Regions from separate parts of the Homo sapiens genome. Here region 2 is linked to region 1. Evidence: read pairs that join two places in POLR2A ChIA-PET (ENCODE). Cell type or tissue: endothelial cell of umbilical vein. All regions are shown on one strand. Each heading gives the region's core, and the rest is flanking DNA. Links, peaks and the distances in the headings are about the cores only. Region 1 has its middle 160 kb from the start of LINC02458. Region 2 has its middle 110 kb from the start of LINC02458.

The links. Peaks named below come from ENCODE experiments on the same cell type or tissue, not always from the same donor. Only the 100,000 strongest peaks of a DNase experiment are listed, where the experiment ranks them.
Region 2: POLR2A ChIA-PET joins it to region 1 with 5 read pairs; 2 of 35 experiments call an interaction of 5 or more read pairs at or near these places.

Annotation. Positions count from the first base shown.
Region 1 is chr12:89,175,624-89,187,754 of GRCh38, reverse strand. No RefSeq gene overlaps it. Among named protein-coding and RNA genes, the nearest start is that of LINC02458, 160 kb to the right of the region's middle. In endothelial cell of umbilical vein, for the core only: no CTCF peak of the experiment used is centred there; a DNase peak (open chromatin) is centred at 7,584.
Region 2 is chr12:89,124,943-89,137,073 of GRCh38, reverse strand. No RefSeq gene overlaps it. Among named protein-coding and RNA genes, the nearest start is that of LINC02458, 110 kb to the right of the region's middle. In endothelial cell of umbilical vein, for the core only: no CTCF peak of the experiment used is centred there; no DNase peak of the experiment used is centred there.

The sequences.
Region 1 (12,131 bases), core at 6,423-8,922:
TTTGTAACTATCTGGGGGAGGTTATAAGGGCAACATGGTGCAAGAGTGGATAAGTAACATTTTATCATGGAAAAAATTGTTCTATTGCTTAATAGATCTGTGATGCTAAGCAAGTTATTTTTCTTTAGGCCCAGTTTCCCCAGAATTGTGACTGTAATAGTGCCTACCACATAAGGTTTATGGGGGAGAATTGAGCACTTTATTTTTTTCTTTTTCTTTTTTTTAAACCTTTTACTATGATTATTTTCAAACATACAAAAAAGTAGAAAGACTAGCACCATGAACCCCAGGTAATAATTACCTAACTCAACAATGATCAACATTTTGCTGTGCTTGTTTTATCCATCTGTCCCTCTTTTATCTTTGATGCATTTTAAAGGTAAATTTGGACATCATATCATTTCAACAATAAGCACTTCTGTATATATCTCTAATCATGGTATTATTAGCACCCTAACCCTAACTGAATTAACAGTTTTTTTATTTTTTTTATTTTTTGGAGACGGACTGTTACTCTGTCGCCCAGGCTGGAGTGCAGTGGTGCAATCTTGGCTTACTGCAACCTCTGCCTCCTGGGTTCAAGCTACTCTCCTCCCTCAACCTCCAAGTTGGGATTACAGGCATGTGCCACCACACTTGGCTAATTTTTGTATTTTTTTTTAGTAGAGATGGGGTTTCATCATGTTGGCCAGTCTGGTCTCAAACTCCTGACCTCAAGTGATCCACCCATCATGGCCTCCCAAAGTGCTGGGATTCATGCTAAATTGAGCCTAGAGACTAATGGGGAAATTGTCTTTAAGTAAAACTCTAAATATAAAATTGGAAAGAAGGGGGCATTTTGAGAGAGATATATTATCAGGAATGGGGATGGAGGCATGTTGGTAATTTAAATTAGGATATGAGAAAACTTTTCTTATGAATGGATTTTTAAGCTGAGGTATGATGACTAAATAGAACTTTTCAAAGTGAATATTGAGGGGAATAACATTCTGGAACATTAGGGGCAGGGAACACTTGGTGGTGAGTTGGACGGCTCTAAAGTCTAGATAGTAGGTGTTTGTTAGAAGAGAATGGCTGAATATGAGGCTGCAGAAGCCAGTGATGACCAGAAACACACACAGCCTTTGGGAGCATATTAATGGTGTTCTGTGTTATTCTAAGGGTTATGAGGAATCATTGAATGATCTCATCACAGAAATAATTCTATTTGTGTTTAAAAAAAGATTGCATAGGCTACGAGAAGAAGAGTTCGTAGAGAGCCAGAAGTACCCTTGTGAGAACAAGTAGGAGGCTAGGATGTTGGCAGTGGAAATGGAGGAAAGCAGTTGTATTTAAGATTCATTTGTGAGGGAAATCGTCAGGATGTGTTGACCAAATTGATGTAGGGAAGTGTGGCAGAGGAAGGTGTCTTAGATGACTTCCAGTTTCCAGAGGGCAGCTGAGGGGAAAGGATTTGGAAAAAGTATGAAGACTCAGGCAAGAAACACAGCATAGTGTAATTATCAACAGCAGCTAATACATAATTACATTTTTTTTCTGTTAACCAATCCTTCAAGTTCTAGATCATGTCTTGTCTTCTTATGAAAACTTCTCTGACCACCTGAGGCAGACGTCAGTTGGCTCTTTCTTCTCCTCTTCTGTAATACTTATTACTCATCTGAAGTTTACACATGCTGTTTTTATCCTGCTTATCTTGATCTGTGCTGCTTCTTCTCTCACCACCTAGATTTTAAGTGCACTGGCAAGGCCTTTTTTTTATATATATTTCTTTGAATTCTCAAAATCACTTAGTAGAGTTTGGTACGCAGATAATGTTTTTTGGTAGATAGAAAATATTAGTAGAGTTCAGCACACTGCAATTAATTTTTGACTGTGTAATAATTGAAAATATTATCATTTTGGTAGAAAGTTTTAAAAGGACATGTTATTGGAAGTCATTTCTTCTCCATATGCTGTTCACAGAGAATAAAATAGATCATGTCTATAATTTAATTTCTGAATTGTCCTTGAGAGCACAGCCTATAAATAACCATAGAATAATTTATGGTGGATATTTAATCAAGACAGATCAAGGGAATTAAATATATTTGTTTTTAAGTCTCTGAATCAATTGTCTCTCTAATGAATTAGATGTGCCAGTTACATTTTGAAGAACATAATGGAAATAATGATGATTGACAAAAATATATACACAATGTGGCAATATTTTTTTTTGTTTATTTGTTTTATTTTTTTGAGACAGGGTCTTGCTTTGTTGCCTAGGCTGGAGTGCACTGGCATGGACATGGCTCACTGCAGCCTCAACCTCCTGAGCTCAAGCTATCATCCCACCATGGCCTCCCAAAGTGCTGGGATTATAGGTGTGAGTCACCGTGCTCGTCCACACAATGTAGTTTTATGTCACTTATGAAAAGTGTTGTAACATCAGAGCCCCTAAAAAGCTCTCTAAAATGATGTCAGTAATAGTACAACCCACACCCACTACCTTCCGTGTCCTATGGTTAATGGTAATAAGAAAAGAAGGATGGGGGTGTTGACTCTGCAGCTTTATGATGGGATCCTTCTCCAACTGCACCTTCATCTCAGACTGCTGCTGAAGCACCTCCTACTTTCTTCTGCCCATGATTCTTTGAAAACATTTTAGTGATGGTGAGGGTAGAGGTCTCATTGCTGCCATTTATCTATCAACTCCCATTGCTATTATTAATCACAATTAGCTCTTTATGTGAGCATTTATGTAGAAATAAAACACATGTTTATTGAATCTGTATGCCTAGATTTGAAGTAGGCTGCTTTGGAGATATAGATACGAAAATAGATAAATAAAATCTATGCTCTAAAGAAGCATTCATGCAGTGACAAAATCAGATGTGTGCACAGGCACAATTTTTCTCTATGGAAATAGATATTTTTTTTTTTCCCTGTGAGAAGTTTAGCTATCTGTGTTTAAGGTTGTACAATCAGGGAGATCTAGGTTAGTAGCTTGGCTTGTCCATGTAGTAACTATGCGATCTTGGGTAAGTTACTTAATTTTTACCATCCTTATTTGCATCAGACCTAAAATGAAGATAGTGATGCTTTCATTCCAGAATCGTTGTAAGTATTAAATGAGATAATGCATTCAAAGTTCCTAGCATAGGGTATTATACATGGAGAGTGTTGAATAAATCGTATGCAAGTGTGTATGTTTTTATATATGTATATAAAGACCTATTCCACTGATCTAACAAGTGCTTGCACATTCATTGGCGGTGGCAACATTTATTTTGCAAAGACAAAGTTGATGATAATAATAATTCCTGGGGCTGAGTCAGATCAGTTGGCCCTAGGACCCACTGTTTCTTCACAACCATGAAGTGTCCTTCCGTGGCTAGGCTCCTGTCCACTCCACCCATCCTTCACCCTCCCCATTGCCTCCCAGTCACCCTCACAGGACATGACTTTCCCTTTCTCCCACTCCAAGTGGTTATGCAAGAATCAGGCTGCTCTTTATCCTAGGGGCCCTTATAAGAACAAACTTGAGAAGAAATACTTAGTTATTTCAAAACATGAAATGAAGCAACTTGTCTCCCATTTCATCCATGAGTCAAGAAATTTGTTGGAAATGAGTTCCCATATCATCTTCTATGCTGATTTGGAATAAACCTGATAAGTTGTTCACTTTCTCTTGGCTTTAGGATTCTTGTTTGTAAAACAAACGATTGTGAAATAAGAAGGTTGGGTTGCCTGTGATGAGTGGAGTTGTTATAGTGAGAAGTACTAAAAAAGTGTTTGGTGAAGAGATCACTGTCAGAGACATCTGGACTTGTTAAGTACACTAAACTCTAACAGGATGATCTCAGGTAGAAGACTAAAGTGTGGGAAGAAGACCCAACCTAAATCTACCTTACCATGGCAGTGTTCTCTTTCTTTCTCTTTTCATCTGAAGATGGGGAGGGGTGAAATAATGACCTGAGAAAGGGATGGGAAGAATAAATATCGGAATATCAGCATGTTCATGTTGGAAACAGGGTGGTCAGGTCAACCATCAATTCTACCCCAGGACTTTTTCGAATGGGCACCAAAGGACACTGATTTGCCTTCTTGATTTGTCTCCAAGTTAACTTTTTCAAAAGTTAGGGGATAAACACTATATTTAATGATTTACTACATCCAGTGTGCAAGAGTTTATGTAACATTTTGTGAAATGTATTTATGTTTTCAGGCAATATCATATTTTTGGGTAATGATTTTCATAAAGTAAAAATTTTTAATTTTCAAGAAGAGATAGAGAATAATTAGGGTCTCTGAGAGGATGCTGGAAAATCATGCCCAAGATTCTTCTCTTCTCTGCCATACTTCCCACCCAAATTTAATATAAATAACTCAGTGTGGTTGTCTTAGATTTTAAAATGTGAAGAGTCTTCCTGTTACCTTCCTAGACACTGTCTCCAAAATATATTACTGCCTGACTTGCCCAAAGAAAGAAAGCATGTTATATATAGTCACTGATTTCTTTGTTCTGGCTTCTTTTGCCACAAACAACAAACCACTATGCTGTAATATAATTTAATTTAATTTAATTTTTTTTGAGACAGGGTCTCACTCTGTCACCCAGGCTGGAGTGCAGTGGTACGACCAAGGTAGGTGGGACTATAGGTGCACACCACCATGCCCAGCTAATTTTTTATTTTTATTTTTTATAGAGATGGGATTTCACTATATTGCCCAGGCTGATCTCGAACTCCTGGGCTCAAGCAATCTGCCCGCCTTGGCCTCTTAAAGTGCTGGGATTACAGACATGAGCCACCATGCCCAGTCTGTAATGCCATTTAGATGGTTGTTCTACTTATCTAAAAATAAGTGCTGACTTTTTGTCACTTTCATTGGGACAAGTTTAACAAATTCTTTACCTACAGAAACTAGAGAAAGAATTTGACTATTAAAAATATGGCAAGTGTTTCCAGAGTTTAGCCTTTCTATAAAATGCTATTCATTAGGCAATCCTCATTTGCAGGGAGGAAATGGAAAAGGTGATGTGACAGAGAGTGACCAGGTTGGAGAAGGAAGGATGGCAGGAGAATCTCTACTTTCAATGTTCAGAGGGGGCTTCTTTCTACGGGGAGGTAACATCAGAGCTGAGAATAGAAGGCTAATGATGACAAGCAACACAATAATGACCTATAACTATTAAGCACTTAATTATATTTCAGTCATTTACATATATTAATTCACAGTGTCCTGGTATTCGTACTCCCAAGTCCCTGCTTTTAAAATTCCCTGCTCTTGTGGTTAAATCTTGTGAAAAATTGGGGAAGAATATTCCAGAAAAAGGAATGGCAGGTAGAAAGTCTTTAAGCAAGCATGAAATTAGGTATGTTTAGGAACTGAAAGAAGCTCAGAGTGGCTTGTGTGTAATGAGCTAGGAAGAAAAGTTTATATGTATGGGGAAGTATATTGAAGGCCACAGTGAAAATAAAAGTTTTCGTTTTGTTCTTTAGTCTTAGGAATTATCTAATTTATTATTACTTTTTTTTTAGATATTTGAAGGTAAACTTCTAATTTTTTACTGTACATATGCAATGAACTGGCACATAGCAGAACAGACTCAGCATAGTTTTTTGAAAGAAAATATTCTAATATCATATCTTCAATATTATACAAATAATTATTGAGTGTGATAGAATTTAGCTATTTAGTATTTCTACTCTTTAAAATATCCAAGTCTAAATAACTCGCCAGCTTGAATAATGTCATCCGCCACAGTCTAAACAGGCCTATTGACCACTCCAGCAGATTGTTTCTATTAGGTGCATTTTCTTCTTGATCTTAAGACTTCCACAAAAGTATAAATATTTAACATCTTTGAGCAATTTAAGCAATCACAGTTTGCTGGAATATTAAAAATGCAATAGTGATGAAAAACAAAAGTATTTCTAACAGAATGCAGACCCAGATCTAGATAAATATAGCTTACTTGTTCATAATCTTCTTTCTCAGGAAACCATGCCTGTCTTCAACAGGATTTTTTCAGTTTAGGTTTGCCCTTTTAACACACTGAGTCATTGTTTGGTAATCAGAACAGTCTCCCCTAGCATTACATTTTTTCTAGGAAATTGGCTCACAGGTTTGATCACGCTTAACAAAGGGTGTCTACCTTGTAAAAAAGGACAAAGCTCTGTGTTGGTATATAGGTACTGAGGAGATTAGCATTTTTTAAAAGACTATTTTTTAGAGTAATTTTAGATTCACAGCAAAATTGAGAGGAAGGTATAGAGATTTCCTGTATACTCCCCACCCCTACACATGCATAGCCTCCACCACTATTAAAATCTCCTATCAGGATGTTACATTTGTTACAGTTGATAAGCCTGCACTGACACAATATAATCACCTCAAATCCATAATTTGCATTAGGGTTCACTCATGGTGATGTATATTCTACGAGTCTGGACAAATGTATAATGACATGAATTCACCATATAGTATCATACAGAGTATTTTCATTGTCATGAAAACCCCCTGTGCTCTGGCTATTCCTCCTTCCCTCCCTTCTAACCCCTGGCAACCATTGATCATCTTACTGTTTCTATATTTTTGCCTTTTGCAGAATATCCTATAGTTGGAGTCATATAGTATGTAACTTTTCAGTTTGGCTTCTTTCACTTAGTATACAAGCATTTAAGCTTTCTCCATGTCTTTTCAAGGCTTGATAGCTCATTTCTCTTTAGCACTGAGTAATAGTCCATTTTCTGGATGTGCCTCAGTTTATTTATACATTCATCTGCTGATGGACATCTCAGTTGCTTCCAAATTTTAGCAATTATGAATTAGGCTGTTATAAACATCTGTGTGCAGGTTTTTGTGTGGACCTAAGTTTTCCATTTCTTTGGTAAATACCAAGGAGCAGGATTGCTGGATCATATGTTAAGAGTGTTCAGTTTTTAAAAAGCTGCCAAATTGTCTTCCATAGTAGCTGTACTATTTTGCATTCCTACCAGCAATAAATGGGTCCTTGTGCTTCACATCCTAGTCAGCGTTTGATGTTGTTAGTTCTGGGTTTTGTTCATTCTCAAAGGTGTGTAGTGGTATCTCATTGTTTCAGTTTGAATTTCCTTGATAACGTATGATATGGAGCATCTTTTGAGGTTAATATTTTAAAATACCACAATGGGTAGAAACAGAAATGCCTGTTCTACTCCTGTGCAGAATTAGAGAGCTGAATTCTCTCAGGATGATGAATAGTTTGCAGCCCCAAATATTATGAGCCTTTTTGACAAAAAAAATGAAACAAAAGCAAAAAGACAAAAAACAAACAAAAAACAGAGTAGCTTAGTACTTGGGGTATTAAGAACATGTTGAAAAAGATTGACCCCCTGAGGTTAGTGAGAATTGTTTTAGGTGAAGAAAAGGCAAAAAAAAAAAGCTTCATTCAGATGCAGGACTAAGTGTTTATTATTTGAGTCCAGAAATGGATGGGAGTGAATAAAAGGGGATGTTCCCTTAGTAGGGTGATGTTTTTGGCAACAGTACAACTGATGTTGCAAGAAGGGAAACAGTCTCCAGATGAAAATCTCTTACAGGTTGGCGTTTGCCCAAAACTGAAATGTTGACAGGGAAGTACAGGCACACCCAAAAACATCCTGATTAAATTGCAGGTGTTGTGCAAAACCAAGTGGGAAGAGCAAGTATTTTTAACTAGTAAGCAGATTCTGGTAGTTGCCTTATATATGGTGTGTGTAGTGTGTGATTTTATAAAATCTCAGGAAACAAGGTAACTGTTTTATGCTTTTGTTATCAAGCTAAGTTTTGTGTGGAGAATCATATACTATTTGTTTCGGAATGTACATTTCAAGTTATTTCTAGCGTTTTTTTTTGCAGAAGTAATTCCTCTTAAATAAAAATGTAAATGGAATTTTACTACATAGAAACGATATTTTATTCATAAAATAACCTTATAAGTTCAAATTGAATAAATTTCCTCAGTATATAGTCAATAAATGAAACTAAGGTTGTTTTGATTAATACAAAAACTTGGAATGAGAGCTTACTATGACACTTGTGATTTCACATAATCCTTAGCATCTAATTTAGTTTAGTATTTCTTTTGTATTTACACACTATCAAAAAAGATCCTAATTTACTCAGAAAACTAGTTGCAAATGGGAAGTCTTTAACAGGTTACTATGTAATCTCAGGATACTCTTGCAGAAGAAGCCTTTAATGTGAGGCCCATAAAAAGCAAGTCAAACTGGAAACACAAGTTAATGCATTGATAGTTTCCAATGTGTTAACATCTGGCATAGAGCTTTCTGGAGTGTTTTAAGTATTACGATATTTAAAATATTTTCCCCAAAACACTTAACATGCAAGTTGAGGTCAACATCTGTTGAACTTTTTCCACAGAAGCTCTTCCACAGAAACCTAGGGCTCAAAAGAACACTACTAGTTGTTAGTGGTGATGTGATAATTATCTCAGACTTCTCAAGAACTGAAGAGTATACACTCCAGTAAAATAAACAAGTGGAACACTGTTAAATAAAATAATGTACATTCTTGCTAGGAAATGTCACAAGCAAGACTGGAATCCAGGCTTCTTGGCCTCTTTCATGTTGAATTTTCATGGAGAATGAATTCAACACAGCATGTAATGGTTCACTGATTGTCAATTTTATTCATTTGTCACTTTATTAAGACATGCCTTATGGGCTAGTGCTCTTTCTTTTAATATGTGTTTCACCAACTAGATTTAAAGTCCCTTACCTAAAGGAATTGAGCCATATATTTTTCTGTAGCCACTAGCCCTGTGTGCACATAGTAGGAAATTAATAACATACTTTGGTTATTCATTTAAGAAATATACAAACTTATTCCCAAATAAACACCTATTGTTAATAATTTACTTGATGTGAGACATTCTGCTGATGCTTCTAGCTGTACAATTTTCAGTGCGTAGACTGATCTAGCTGTATATTTTGTTCAAAATCTCATGAGATAATTTTGTTTTCCTAATTAATGAAAGACATATAGATTGAATATCCATTACGTCTCTAGTGCACAGATAATTCTATGGATGCAATGGTGAGTCTTTTGCACAACTATTTCACGTATTATAAACACAAGAAGTTATTCACTAGAAACCATCATGTCAATGGGTAGTCATCATTGCTAAGTTTGTCATTAAATTGGTCTTTTAATGGGGATATTTGGTATTTTCTCTTTCATTTGCAATGATAGCAAATGGTAGCATTTAGATCTGATTTCATGTTGTGGGAAGACTAAAATTTCTTTTTCAGAAATATCCTGGCTTTGCTTAATAATATTTCATGTCCCACTCCTATATGTGAGTGTTATTATCCATCCAAGCAAAATATGTGTTGCCTCTTTAATGTTTGTAACAAGATTTCAATTTTTTCTTAAGCATTAGAGTGAATAATATAGAGTTGGCCTTTTGTTTCTAAAAAAAATGAAAAACTGGCAGTTTCATGTGGTTTTATCTAACGTATGAATCTAACTCAAATCCACAAATTGTTTGTATCCAACTCTTATCAAAAGTTCTGTGGAGAAAAGTGATAATAATGGAAGTTTAGTTTAAAGCAGGGGTCAGCAAAAGTTTTATGTAAAGAGCCAGATAGTAAATATTTAGGTTTTGTGGGCCATATGGTCATTAGAATTACTCTCTACACTACACTAGCATGAAAGCAGCTATCGACGTGAAGTAGATAAATGCATCTGGCTGTGTTGCAATAAAACTTTATTTACAAGAATGGATAATGGGCTGTATTTGGTCTGGGGTCTGTATTTTGCTCACCCCTGCCTGGCTTAAAGGATAGAGAATGATGTATCTGGACAATGTTGCTGTGTTATGAATTGTTATGAATTGCCTTTGCTGAATTAGTCTGTGATGTTTTGCTCTGGGCTTTCACTGGGGAAGAAGTTGAAAAACAACCTTATGAAATTATTTGTTGCATTTGCTCTGGGGATGCCACTGAGAATATTATTCACATGATTAATCAGTATTTCATTCAGAGCTAAAATCTAGAAATGATTTGCTTCTTCCAATGCCTAACTGATTTTTTGACTTTCAAAAATAAGAGTTATGGGGAGGGCAGAGTTGGGGGAGAGCGCCAGAGAAAATAGCTAATGCATGCTGGGCTTAATGCCTAGGTGATGGGAAAATCTATGTAGCAAACCACCATGGCACATATTTACCTATGTAACAAACCTGTACATCTTGCACATGTACCCTGGAACTTAAAATACAAAAAAAAAAAAAAAGGAGTTATAACTGACTGTGTCTCTCCTTTATGCTTTGGCTACTAGTAATATCAACACGAAAGCTGAGGTTCCACTAAAGCAACAATGTCAGTTATGATGTGTAGAGATCAGATTTTCTTTTTTTTTCTCTGTAATTGTTCTTATTTTGACTATATATTCAAATTAAATTTTCTTTGGCTTAAAAAGTTTTGTATTATAATCCACCATTTCCCTTTGCACTATTTATTACAAACTGACTCAAATTCTTGTGGATAATGTTTGAGAGTAAACACACAAAGTAAGTGATACATTTTTTATGTCTGAAAATCAAATTTCCTGCAAAGTTTTAGCATCCAAAGTCTTTTAATCTCAAGCACAAATTACTAAATTCTTTTAATCCAACAAATTTATGAAGATCTACTCTCTTGCCCTCAAGCAGTTTATAACCTGCTAGGGAAGACACATGTGTAAACAAGTAATGACAAAGCAACAAGATAATTCTTACAATGGAGGTATCTATACCAGGCAGCCCGGAGCTTGAGTTTCTAAGGAATGATGCTGTTGCATTATCCCCTCATTGGCATAGTGAGGCCAGTTCAGCAGAAGCAAATCTTTTGTGGATAGTCATTACCTCCTGTGGAAAAACTTCAAGGCATATAAACAAAATGAGGCTTGTACTTCCTCTTTTTATAAGCTCAAAAACTCTTCTATGATTAATTTAGACATTAAAATTCACCTTTTACGAAAACATGTTAATTTCCACCAAGATTTATTATGTATTTGTTAAAGCCATCAGTTTAAGCCTTATATCTAAATTAGACTGTGAATACTTCAAGAGTTTAAAGTTATATTACAGCCTGTAAACTTTTTTTTCACCAGGAAAGCCAAGGCATTTCTCTTCATGTTATTTAATACATACAAGCAAGACTAGTAGATGATTAAAAACCCATAAGTAATATTTTAAGGGCATTAAAGTAACTAATAAAAAATATAAGAAAAAATGTTATTGGGCCAGGCATGGTGGCTCACGCCTGTAATACCAGCACTTTGGGAGGCTGAGGTGGGCGGATTGTCTGAGCTCAGGAGTTCGCGACCAGCCTGGGCAACACAGAAAAATCCCGTCTCTACTAAAATACAAAAAATTAGCCGGGCATGGCTGGCGTGTGCCTGTAGTCCCAGCTACTCAGGAGGCTGAGGCAGGAGAATTGCTTGAACCCAGGAGGTGGAGGTTGCAGTAAGCCGAGATGGCGCCACTGTACTCCAGCCTGGATGACAGTGACTCCGTCTCAAAAAAAAAAAAAGTTATTCATAATAATTATGTCGGTAAATAAAACTCTTGTAATTTTTTCTTTGTTTCATGTGCAAAATAACATCCTTAAAATTATATCTATGCTGTTGTGTTTAAGCAATCATACATTTTTTTTCCATCAAACTATATATTTTTATGTTTATAATGTCAATATCTGAAAATTATTCATTAATTTGTTAGCAAATATTTATCAAGCACCTATTATGTGCCAGGTTCAGTTCCATATACAGTGGATACTGTAGTGAACGAGATAGGCAGTCCTTGACTTCATGGAGGCTACAATCTAATGGAAGAAGAGAGATGATAAAGATAGAGACAAATTTTTAGGAATACATATTTAAATAGTGATTAGAGCTATGATAAAAATAAAAGATAGAGATGGGAAAATAAGATGTTGGAGGATGGTGGTGGGTGGTGATCTACAAAGGTCTTTCTTTTTTTAATTATAATTTTTTAAATTTTAAAAGGTTTCTTGTAGAGATGGAAGGTCTCAGCATGTTGCTTTAGGCTGCTCTTGAACTCCTGGCCTCAAGTGATTCTCCTGCCTCGGCCTCCCAAAGTGCTGGGATTACAGGCATGGACCACC
Region 2 (12,131 bases), core at 4,668-7,167, 49 kb after region 1:
TAAAATATGTAAGGAGGCAGCTTTAGACAAAACTTGATTTAACAATACTGACATAATGATTTCTAAATTGGCCCAGCATTGAAGGAGAGACGTGGCAGTGAACTGACCAGTAAGTGAAACTTTTGTGGATAATTCTGGTAGTATGCTGGCAGAAAACTTAGCAGATTCTGGTCCTCACATTCCTGGGATTTCAGGATTCACAAATCTCTTCCATTTGAAGACACACTTTTATAAAGATAACCTGGTAGCTATAGCAACCCAACACTGACAACTTTGTTTCTGGTGACCCTACTGTTTTTATTTAAAGCACTGTGTTTCTGTAGTGAAGGACTATTTATTGACATTGGAATTTTTGAAAAGTAATATTTGACTACAATATGTTAACTGTAAAGACTCATTCTACCATTAATTATTTTAAAGCATATATTGGGTTAAAACTGTCATTGGCCCTAGGAATCAGCAAATCTTCCTATAAATTCTGAAGCTTGAGATGTCTTAGTTTATGATTAAAAGTATTTCTGTGTAAGTGGAACTGGAATGCTGTAGGCAGGTAATACTGAATAGAATCTAAGACTGATGCATTCTTCTTGGAGTCCTCATTTGTATTCCATGGCAGAACTCACTATAACTGTGCCATTGGGCAAAACATCTAAGCTGTTAAAATAGAGACTCATGGTGCAGTGGCTTAAACAAAATAAGTTTCTCCCTCATGTGTCTGTCCAGAATAGGCAATGCAGGGCTGTTATATTAACTCTGTTATATTTAACACACAGCTTCCATCTCTGTGTCCAAATTGGCTATAGCAACTCTTCTCTAGCTGGTGAGAAGGGGAAAAGAGGAAGTGAAGGGCACATCTCTTCTAGTTAAGGGCAAAATCTACAAGAACCCTTAACACATCATTTCTGGCTCACAGGTTGTTAGTCAGAACTTAGTCACAAAACCACACCCAGTTGCAAGAGAGCCTAGGAATTGCCATCTAAAGTTGGAAAGCTTTGAACCTAGTGAAAATTTGGGTGGGGAATTATATTATTAATAGTAAAAAGAAGGAGCACATAAATATTGGTGGAAGGCAAACAGTCTTTGCTACAATGGCTTGTTAGAAATTGTGAGTTGGTTTTCTCCGTATCAGAGCTGCTTTGTGGGTGGAATTCACTGTGATCATCTGTGCTGGAAGTAGGGCTCCTTGATAGGGTCAGTGAGGAGGGTCTTTTAAATTAATTTCCTGGTATACAGATCAGGTAATAATATAATCTCAGTGTTGAAATGGATCTTAATTGTCACCTAATTCAACCACTCACCTGAGAATCTCACTGAAGCACCTATCTTTTAGACTTGCCCAGTTTCCTATGTGAAAACTAAGGACATGCACAAAGTCACAGAATTATCAGTGACAATCAGGACTAAATCCAGAGAAACTAGTACATTTCAATTTCCTTCTTTTGTTCCTAGATAAATCCTTCTGAGCTTAGTTTCTATTATGCTATGGTCAGAGAAAAGATATTTGTGTTTATTATAAGCTATAACAGTCTATGTGTTTTTACGGTATGTTAAATGCTATAAAATAATTAAGCTATGATATTGATTTATAAGGCCCTTCTTTTGTTATCGTAACAGTGGGGTCTTAATAGAACATAGGTCATGGTTGCACATAATTGGATGATTATATGTTAGTGAAAAGGATATTGAAGTAGAATTCAAATGACCAGACCCACTCTTGGCTATCTAATATCTGTATGACTCCGGGAAAAATCATTGAACTTCTTTGAGGCTTGATGTATTTTTGAAATAAAGAATTGAGCTAGATGGTAAAATACTTAACCATTAACATAGCACATATTCCAACCAATCAAAACGGATGCCAGTCATGAAAAATTCAATTGGGTGGACTAGTGCATCATGGAAGAATGTCACCCAGGTTTAGTGCTATAAATTTTCTCTTGAACCTCAATTGTACACTGTAAAAAGCCATGACCTTAGCCTGCATTTTTTTTTGTTTGTATCATCCTTAGTACTTACATAATGAAAGAGTACATTGAAGCTTCCATCTGACGACTAGATGTTATTTTTAAGCCTCAAGTTTCAAATAAATATCAGAAAAAGTAATGAACGCCTGTAAGATGGTTCTGGAACAATGAGCAAGTATTGTCTATTTAGAAATCCCAGAGTTTCCCAGGTCCTTCTTTAAAGTAAATTTTAAAACAGTGTAGAGACTGGCTTCTAAAATGGCAAGAAATCCATTTAGTCATAAAAGAAACAGTTTCTAGAGCCTAATTCAAAAACCTGTCACATTTCATCACATTTCTAAAGACCTCATTGCCGAAGAGAGGACAATTGTGTGCCTGTACGTAAGCCTGAATATTATCTTTAGTGAGGCCTAGAGATAAATGTTGCAATGAGAACAGGATCCATTTAGGGTGAATTGGACAGAATAATTCTAAGTTATGGCATTGAAATTCCCACTTCACTTATAAGAATGAGATAAGGCAAAACACTCCAGTTAGTGGAACATGAGCTACTAATTTCCTGAAAAAGACAAAAGGAGGGGAGTGTATTGCTCTTACATGGAAGGAACAATTTTCTTCAGTCTCAGTGCTGACAATGAGAGACTGTGACAAGGGGAAAGTGATAGGAGAGGCAGCCTTAGATCAAAACAAAGAACAATGGAAAGCTAAACAATGACTCTTATCAGTTCCAAAGGTGAGTTCACCTTCCTGGCTTTTGGCCGTCCTGTTCATTGAGTGTTGACATGCCTCCATTGACATGCTTCTAAGAGGGCTGAGTCTGTTCTCTGCATCTGTTCTCTCTCTCTCTCTCTCTCTCTCTCTCTCTGTGTGTGTGTGTGTGTGTGTGTGTGTGTGTGTGTATGTGTACATGCATGTGTGCATTTTAATTATTTGTAAATAGCGCTTCTTCTATGGTATTGTTTCTTGGCTCCTGAAAAAGCTGTGGTTCTCTTCCAAATGCATAAACATGGAACTATCACCACAATCTCACCTTATGTACTTGAGAATGTGGGAGATGGATATATAAAAAACACTGGATACTTTGTAACGGAAACCAAGTCATCTTCTAAGATGTGAAAACATTAAAGTTCAGATAATCTGCAGAGTGAGGGAAGGCACTCTAATCCCAGAATTTCACTGATTAAGGTAGTGAATCCTAGGAAATATGGCCCAGTTATCCCAGCTCACTCACCTTCTAGACTTTCTAACCATCTTCTTCTCACCTTTCCTTTCACTCCATCCTGGAGGCTTTTACCAGACTTGCAATTCTGCAGCCATGGAAGAAGTGGGACCCTTTATACTAGACAGAGGAGAAGGAGATGAGGTCCCATCATGACCTCTGACAGCACTTTTATTTATCTTTCTTCTAGGACATCTAGAGTGGCTTCTCAGTTTTTCTTCTAAGAGGGCTGATTTTTTGAGGCTTTTAAACGCTGGGCTGGATACAGAATATAGGAAGAAGAAAGGACTTTTGGTACTGTGTTATCAGGCTAGCTGGCCTTTTCCACACCCTGGCGTCCTGAACCCATCACTTTCCTTCTCAACGTCCTTGGATACACCATATTGATGTATAGGGTCTTGTGATTCCTCTGCAATTCTTTTGGGATGAAATGAATTCTTTCTCTCTTTCTCTCTCTCTGCTCTTCCTTCTTTCATTTCTCTCTTAGTGTGCATTTTTCTTTGTCTTTCTCCCTGTACATGCCACCAAAAAAAGTCTTCATTTTTCGTTGAATCACTTCCACATTTCAGAATAATCTTGGGAAGATGTATTTCTATGGGGTAACTATAAAACCTAAACTATCTGTAAGTTCCTCCCTCCTCCATGGTGAAAGTTACATTCTATAATCAAGATGGCTTTGGATCCCTTTCCCATATTATTCTGATATAGTATGTTTCCACACTAGACTGAATCCATTTGGCTAGAAATGGACAGATACTATTAGCTTGACCTTTAGGAGGTAGGATTACAGTTTTATAGGGTAGCTAGGAAAGGTCTTTGAAACATGCATAATGAAGTTGTGGGGTAGAAAGAAAGAAGACTTTGGGATTACTCCACCTTTGTTTCAAATTTCAAGTTTGCCACTCACTGTGTGATATTGGGAAGGTTACTGTAACTTCTTTAATCATCGATTTCCTTATTTGAAAAATAGAGGTAATCATATCTAATATCACAGGATTGTTGAAGTCAAAGCTTAGCCTTGAGAAGATGCCTAATAAATGTGAACACCTCAATTTTCATGCTGACAAGAAAAGCACCAAATCTTATAATCTTCTTTCCTATTAATTGCACCTGCAACTTATTGAGGGCTTACTTTTTGCTAGCCACTGTTCTCAGCATTTTGTCTAACTTAATTCTCACTACAATCCTATGATCTAGGTACTAGCTATACTTCAAGCCGACTAGTGAACAACAGTGGCTGTTGTGGGTTTAAGTGACTTGCCTGAGGATGTCCAGTTAGTAAGCAACTCAACGCGAGAGTTGGACTTGGCTTCTCCCTGGCAAGCTGACTCCAGAACCCTCTCCCTGAACCTCACTCCACACTACCTCCCTATAGCATATATTTCGGGCAAGGATTTTCCTGCACCCAAAAGCAGAATGTCAAAGATACAGAAATTAAAATAACTCTTCTGTGATCAATGGGAAGAGATTAGTGTTTCATTAAGAGCCGCTGTTGAATTGAACCGCCATTGAATTGAACAAGGGCTCTTTACTTGGATAATTATTGTTTGTATTCAGCTTAGACTCATTGTCTGCAGGTTCTAGGATCAGTCATCACAGGTGGAAGGCATAACTTTCTGTACTGCTACATTAAAGCTGAACAGTGCCAACAGCCAGGCATCTGCAGTAATTGCTTTCATGTATCGAGGTCTTGAGGCATGCCTGTGAAAGTTAGAGGAATAATATGGATTTGTAAAGAATGAATTAATTTATTGAAAATTGAACAATGTTTTGAGGTTAAGAGTATTTAAAAAAATTTAAGGTCTAGTTTTTATAGAAAAAATAAAAATGTCTTCCAAAGAGTAAACCCCTTTTCCAAACTTTCTCTTCTGTTGCATTATGTCAACATATGAACTGATGAAGCAAAAAGTGTGAGTCCAGAAATGGCAAAAATCCAATTTCTGAACCACAACATACATGAGTAAAAAAACCAGAGATGATCTGTAGGCAGTCGATTAACATGGTTCCTGAACTTGGATTGCTGAAATTCAAGCTGAATCCAGCTTACACACTGTACCCCAAAGTCTCAATTCTCTTCAGTAGGTTTCCTCTCCTAGGTTCTTTCAGAATCTCTGTTAGAAAATGAAGATGAATTTGCTTGTGATTTGTATATATGTGTTATGTGTGATGTGACATGTGTATGTGTGTATTTGTAAGTGGTTTGGGGGTGTGTATATGTGTATTGTGTTTGTGCATATGTGTGTTTTGGAGTGTGTGTATATGTGTGTGGCATTTGTGTATTTGTATAGGGGACAGATAGATACATGGTGGCTGTGTATGTGTGGTGTGTATTTGCACACAGTGTGTGCATGTTTGTGATATGTATGTCTATGCATTTGTATTTGGAGTTTGTGTGTTCTGTGTTGTGCATTTGGGCATGGGGGTGTGTTTGTATGTGGTTCATATGTGTATGTAGTGAATTTGTATGTGTTATGTGTACATGTGTGTATGTGGTATATTTGCATGTAGTGTGGGGCTATGTCTATATGTGTTGCATATGCATATGTCTGTGTATTTGTGATATATGTGTGTATATTTGCATTTGGGGTGATGTGTATATGAGTTTGTGATAAATTCATGTGGTGTGTATAGTCTGTGGTATGTGTTTGCGTTATGTGTTTATGTTGTATATGCACGTGCATGGTGTATATGGTGTATGCATGATGTGTATATGTATATATTTGTATGGCATGCAGTGTATGTATTGGTATGTAGTAGTGTGTGTATGCCTGTGGAATGTGCATGTGTGTGGGCTATGTATTGTGTGCTTTGTGTATGTGTATGTGTGTTTTCATAAAGCATGTGTGTGTTTGGGGGGGTCTTTTATTGGCGTGTTAGTGTGAATATGTGTGATATATTGTATTTGGTGTGCATATGTCATGCATGTGATGTGTGTGTGTGTGTGTGCTGGCATGTACACATTATAGCTGGGTACATATATGTGTGGGTGGAGGGAGAGAAAGGGTGTATGTGGTATAGTTACAAATAGTCATTTATCCATTAGTAGTTTCAGATTCATTGAAAGGCTATTCAAAGCTATTATTGCAATTAGTTCAGTCTTGAAATAAGCTAAACACAATAGTATCCCCAAAATAATTCTGTTTCTTTCTCTTGGCTCTTCCAAAGTCATGATAGGCTGTGGACAGGAATGCCTAACCAGTTGGTTCTAATAGGCTTCCTTGGCTCCCCATGTCCTCTGGGGAGCTGGCTGATGTTGCAAGGAAGTGAAGGAAAGGCCTCGAGGGCACTGTGAGAGTGTTAAAAAATAGAGTAGGCCGGGCGCGGTGGCTCACGCCTCTAATCCCAGCACTTTGGGAGGCCGAGGGAGGCAGATCACGTCAGGAGATCGAGATCATCCTGGCTAACAAGGTGAAACCCCGTCTCTACTAAAAATACAAAAAATTAGCTGGGCGTGGTGGTGGGCGCCCGTAGTCCCAGCTACTCGGGAGGCTGAGGCAGGAGAATGGCGTGAACCCGGGAAGCGGGGCTTGCAGTGAGCCAAGATCGCGCCACTGCACTCCAGCCTGGATGACAGAGCGAGATTCCATCTCACAAACAAAAACTATGTTTGTGAGATTCCATCTCACAAACAAAAACTATATATATATATATATATATAGAGAGAGAGAGAGAGAGAGAGAGAGAGAGAGAGAGAGAGATAGAGAGAAATTCATCAATTTGTATATGCACTTCATTGCAAATCAGAGACATCATTACGTTTTCATTGGCCATAGCTCTTCTTCAAAGTGGACCAATACTTCAGGTTGATTTTGTTTGGCACAAATTTGGTCTTCAAAATTGGATAGGGTCTTATTTCTCAATTTAAAAATAAACTTGGCCATCTGCAAATGGCTTGACAAAGAAAACCCCCACAACCTCCTTTGAAGCTCTGTCATCTTCATATCTGAAAATAAAAGCTATGTTTTCTGGCTGCTGAAAACTCTTCTTTAAATTTCTTAATATCAATTTTTTATTAGACTTCTAAAAAATAAGCTTGTCATGGACCTGAGGCTCAGAGACAGAATGTGAATACAAACACCGCTTGCTAAACATTTGTGCCATTTGTCCCTACATGCACTCTATTCAAAGAGTCAATCTAAAATGCAATTTTGAAACTGAAACAACAAACCTTTTCTCAGAATCCTCTGGCAGGGAAGCTGAGGTAGCGCCAGTAAGAAGTGCGCCAAATACTAATTACTCCCTTGAGAGCCAATCATTCTGCACAAACCTGCATAATGTTCCATCTCCTGAGCAATACAGATGCTGACATATTTCTTGTCTTGTTGTTTCCTGCCATTTAAAGATGTTGCTATTTGTTACACACTAAGCAGTAGGGAAGAGAGAAGCAAATGCAGTTCAGTTACCTGGGCAATTTTTATAAATAACCAGTAGATATGGTTGTTTTGAAAGGCTTTCTTCTTATGTGTCAGTGCATACTTGATATTCTGCTTGATATTCTTAGGGCTTGGAGCCTCACTAGCAGGGGTCACTCAAAGGGGCCTCAGGGACCAGGCTACAGCATATGGAAAATGAATGATCAGGGCTTGATTCCTACCCTCCCTAACCCCCATTACCTTAAATAGAACAGCTTCACTTAAAATATGTTTTTTAATACTAGGATTTTGTATAACATTTAATTCAAGAAAAGAAAGAATAGATTAACTCACTGACTTTAAGCTTAAAAAGTATAGGGACTCTGAGTAATGAACAAGGATTTAGGGATTGCCTCCTATGTATGAATGGCAGGTGGCCAGCTCACTAAATATTCACAACAGCCACCAAACTACCCTGATCCAGCATCCACTGCCGTTGACACTATAGGAGTCATCTTTGATTCTAAACCTCTTTACTGCCTCATTTTCTACCCTATTGGAGACATAATTAACTCACAATGGAGCTGGAAAGATATGAAGGAGGTAGACCATGAGTGGTTTTGAAAGCCAGGTTAAAAATGATAAACTTTGTCTTCAAAGCCATGAAATTTCATAGATACGGTTTCAGCAGGTCTGAGTTTTAGAAATTATTGTGATTGCTGGGTGGAAAATTAATTGGGGAGTGGCAAGACTGGAGATAGAGAGTTGATATATGATGTTACGGCCCTTTTATTTTCTATTTGCCGTCTGAAAAAATGTATCTCTGTAATAGATGATAAGGGTAAGTAAAAGCCATGCCAACAGAACACTCATGAAATTAAAAAAGAAGGTCATCTATTTACTCATTCAGGTATTTAATTCATGTATTCAGTCAATTTATTTAACAAATATTTGAGTGCCTACTATATGCCTGGCCTTGTTCTAGGTGCTGGGGACAAATGCCACTGCCCTTAGGGAGCTCACATTCTAGAATGGGGAAGACAGAAAACAAGTAATGTTTAGTCTATTAGATGGTGATAATGATAGAAGAAAAATAAAAGAGGGATGGGGCATGCAAAGGGTTGCAGTGGAAGTTGGGATTCTTAAGAAAGGTATGATGGCCATTGCAGGCCTAGGGAGGGGACATTTCAGAAAAGACCCAATGGAGTGAGACTCCAGTGAACCCAGTGAAGTTTACTGTGTGGGGACGCAGAGACAAGCATTGTAGGCAATGGGAACAGCAGAACAAAAGACTTGGAGAAAGCATATAACTCCACTGGCTTTCAGTAAAGAAGTCTGAGCTGGAGTTATAAATTTGGGAAATTTCAGCAAACCGGTGATATTTAAAGCTATGCACTCAATTGAATCACTAAGGGAGAGCACACAGCTAGAGAAGAAAGAACTGCAAATGCACCTAAAGATTTGTACCATCCACATCTAACCCTCTTGATATTTCCTAGATGCCCTTTATCAGGCATTCCATACAATTATTTCTTCAGTTATCTCATCTTCCAATAGCTATTCTTCTTCCAATGCAATAGTTTTATTTTCTACTGATTTGAAATACAAATTAATAGTATTTTAGCTACATATGTGGTTTAAATAGAATTCACAGGTAACCTAGGAACCTAGTTGACATTTTCAACAATGTTTCTATGGGAACATATATTCTGAATTCCAAATAAGTGTCTTTCACATTACTTTGGGAACATTATCCAGTTTCAATTTGGAAACTGCTTGTAGTCCAATGCAGAAAAATATACATTTTTAACATCCTTCATATCTGTTTGCTCAAATAGCCTTCATATTCTTCACATAGATAATACAACTAAAATATTTGTTCCTTTGAATTTTAATATAATATGCTATTAATATTTTCATTATTATTAGGCATTTTTCTTTTTCATGTTGTGATCTTCCTCTTCCTTGGCCTTTGTCTGCCCTCACTCCCACCTTTATTGACATACATTAAGAACCATCTAACTTTGCTGATAGAATAAATTCTATTTAAGTGATGCCTACTAATTATTATGTATCATGGGAATCTATCCACTTCTTCCCATTACATGTCTCATTTACCTCACATTATTACCAGAACAGACTTGATTGGTGCAGTACTTGAAGTGATGACTCTGTTTCCTCTTGTGACATGAAATCCAGATTGTTCATGACTGTAGGGGGTAGAAAAGAGAATGAGTAGCCATTGAGGTGACAGAAATTGAATGAAGCAGCAACAAATTCTCAGATTCTCATCCTTGGTTCAAATTTCTGGAACCCCTCAAGGACACCCCATCATTTGCTCTGACTGAGCCTTTTACATAAAGACTAAACTGTATTATTCACTGACTCTGGGTAAATAAATTTTCTTTTAACGTCCTTCTTCATTGTACATTTCAGAGATGCCTTTTCTGATTGCCACTGTGACGTTTTGCATGGAATGGCTAATCTACTCAAGAGGATCTCCCAGATTAGCTTCTTTCTGTTAGTCAGAATCATGCCTTATCCTCATGCTATTATGATTAATCTCTTTGAAAAACATGGAGTTTCAGTATTTGTAAGGCACATCTTTAAGTCACATTCTTTTAGTTACGCCATTCACTGAGTTAATCTTTGGATAGGGTGAAATGTCATCAATATCATCAGAGGATTTCACAATCTCTTTCATTTTTTTCAGCCCAACAGTTTTCCTCCTGACTGGGGTAAATGATCACTTTGTCCTGCAGTCAAATTCTTTAGGTCTGCTGAACTGGAAAGCTTTGATTTCTGTTCGCACTTCTGCTTCACATTTTCTTTGCTTTCAGTCTTTCATTTTTTTTCTCAAGTAATTGGAAAATATTGCATGCAGGTATTTTGGTGCAATAGAAAAAGACTATAACAGGACATCTGGAGATCTGGAATGTAGCTCCATGTATCAATGGACTGATATGTACTTTATGTTTCATTTTATGCAGGATTTGCGTTGTCTTCGCTACTTTCATTATTGTGTAGTTTACTTCATGTAGTGATACATTCTCATACTTGGAAGGCCCCTAAGTGGTACTTTATTGCAATTTCAACAATGATATCCCCTTTAACACATCTTTCATTCGTGGTTGTACTTTTTTGATTGAACATCTTCAGGCATGTAAATTTCTACTCCAATAATTAATGGAAAACAATAATTGCTAATTACTCATTATTTTGAAAGGAAAAATCTTAACCCAATATATCTCCTCATAATGCACTTGGAAATTATTTGAGAAGCTAACTACCATTGTAACAAGATATTGTTTTCGTTGATCGAAGGTTGTCACAGGTGGTGGTAATTTGTGGAAGATTTGAGTGCCTTTATTCCCAGAGAAAAAAAGTCACTTCTTGCCATTTGTGGAACTAGGACTTATCCATTTTTTTCTTTCGTTATTTGGCACATTTATAATTTTATGAATCTGTGACTTTGCATGCAGATAGGAGTGCTCTTCCAAAGGCAGAAGTTAACATAGGAGTAATAGAAAATGGCTGATGAAGATTTTTAAAAAAGAGGAAAGAGAAAGGAAGTAGAAAAGGATGAAGAGATGAAAAGGAGAAAGGAAAAGAAATGGACAAAGTAATGGTTTGTACAGTAAAGGAACTCATAGGTTTCATGGGGTAGTGGTATGGAAATCGCTAGTTATGAAATAATATTTCATCATTATTTATGAAGTTTCATTCATATATAAGAATTCATATTTAAGAATTACTTTTAGGAGTGAGTACACAGTGCTACGGAACACAGAAAAGTAATTAACATGGCCTCAGAGTAAAGATTTTACAGCAGAAGTAACACTGAAGCTGGGATTTGAAAGATAAAGGATTTTCAGTGGTGGAACCAAGAGGTCAAGGGCTATCCAGGAATAAGCACCGCGTTCAAAGGCACAGATGCAGGAGAGAACGGAATATAGTGTGTTTGGAGAAGGGTGAGAAGGTGGAGTAATTAGAGTGCTGGGTGTAGTTAAAAAATGAAACCTGACCTTTTATGCCCGCCTGAAAACTGGAATCCTCATCCCGTAAGTAATGAGGAACCACTGGAACATTTTACATAAGACATTGTACATATTAGATCCGTGTTTTAGAAAGATAATAATTGATAGTGTAGAAGATGAAATGGTAAGAGGAGAGGCCAAATGTCCACTTCATTGGACATGAAGTTAATTTTAGTTATTATTATTGTAATAATTTTCTTTTTGTATTTGGAAATGATTAAATTTCAGCTCTCAGGCATTTTCATAGGCCTTGGAAAAGTTCATAGGGCCAAGGCACAGTGCTTCTAGTGTTCAGTGAGTAAATGGCCCTGCACTCCATTGCTTTTCTTTTCATGCTGTTTGAAGTCCCAGAACATCACTTTTACTCGGGGACAAGAGTTCTTTTTTTCCTGACTCTGATGTACTGAAGGTAATCAGTCATGTGTTTTCCATACTCCCACTTTCCCTTTTCATTTTCTTAAATGGGTGTTATGGTCTAAATAGTGTCCCCTCAAAATTTAGAAGTTGAAGTCCTAACCTCCAATACCTCAAAATGTGACTGTATTTGGAGATAGCTTCT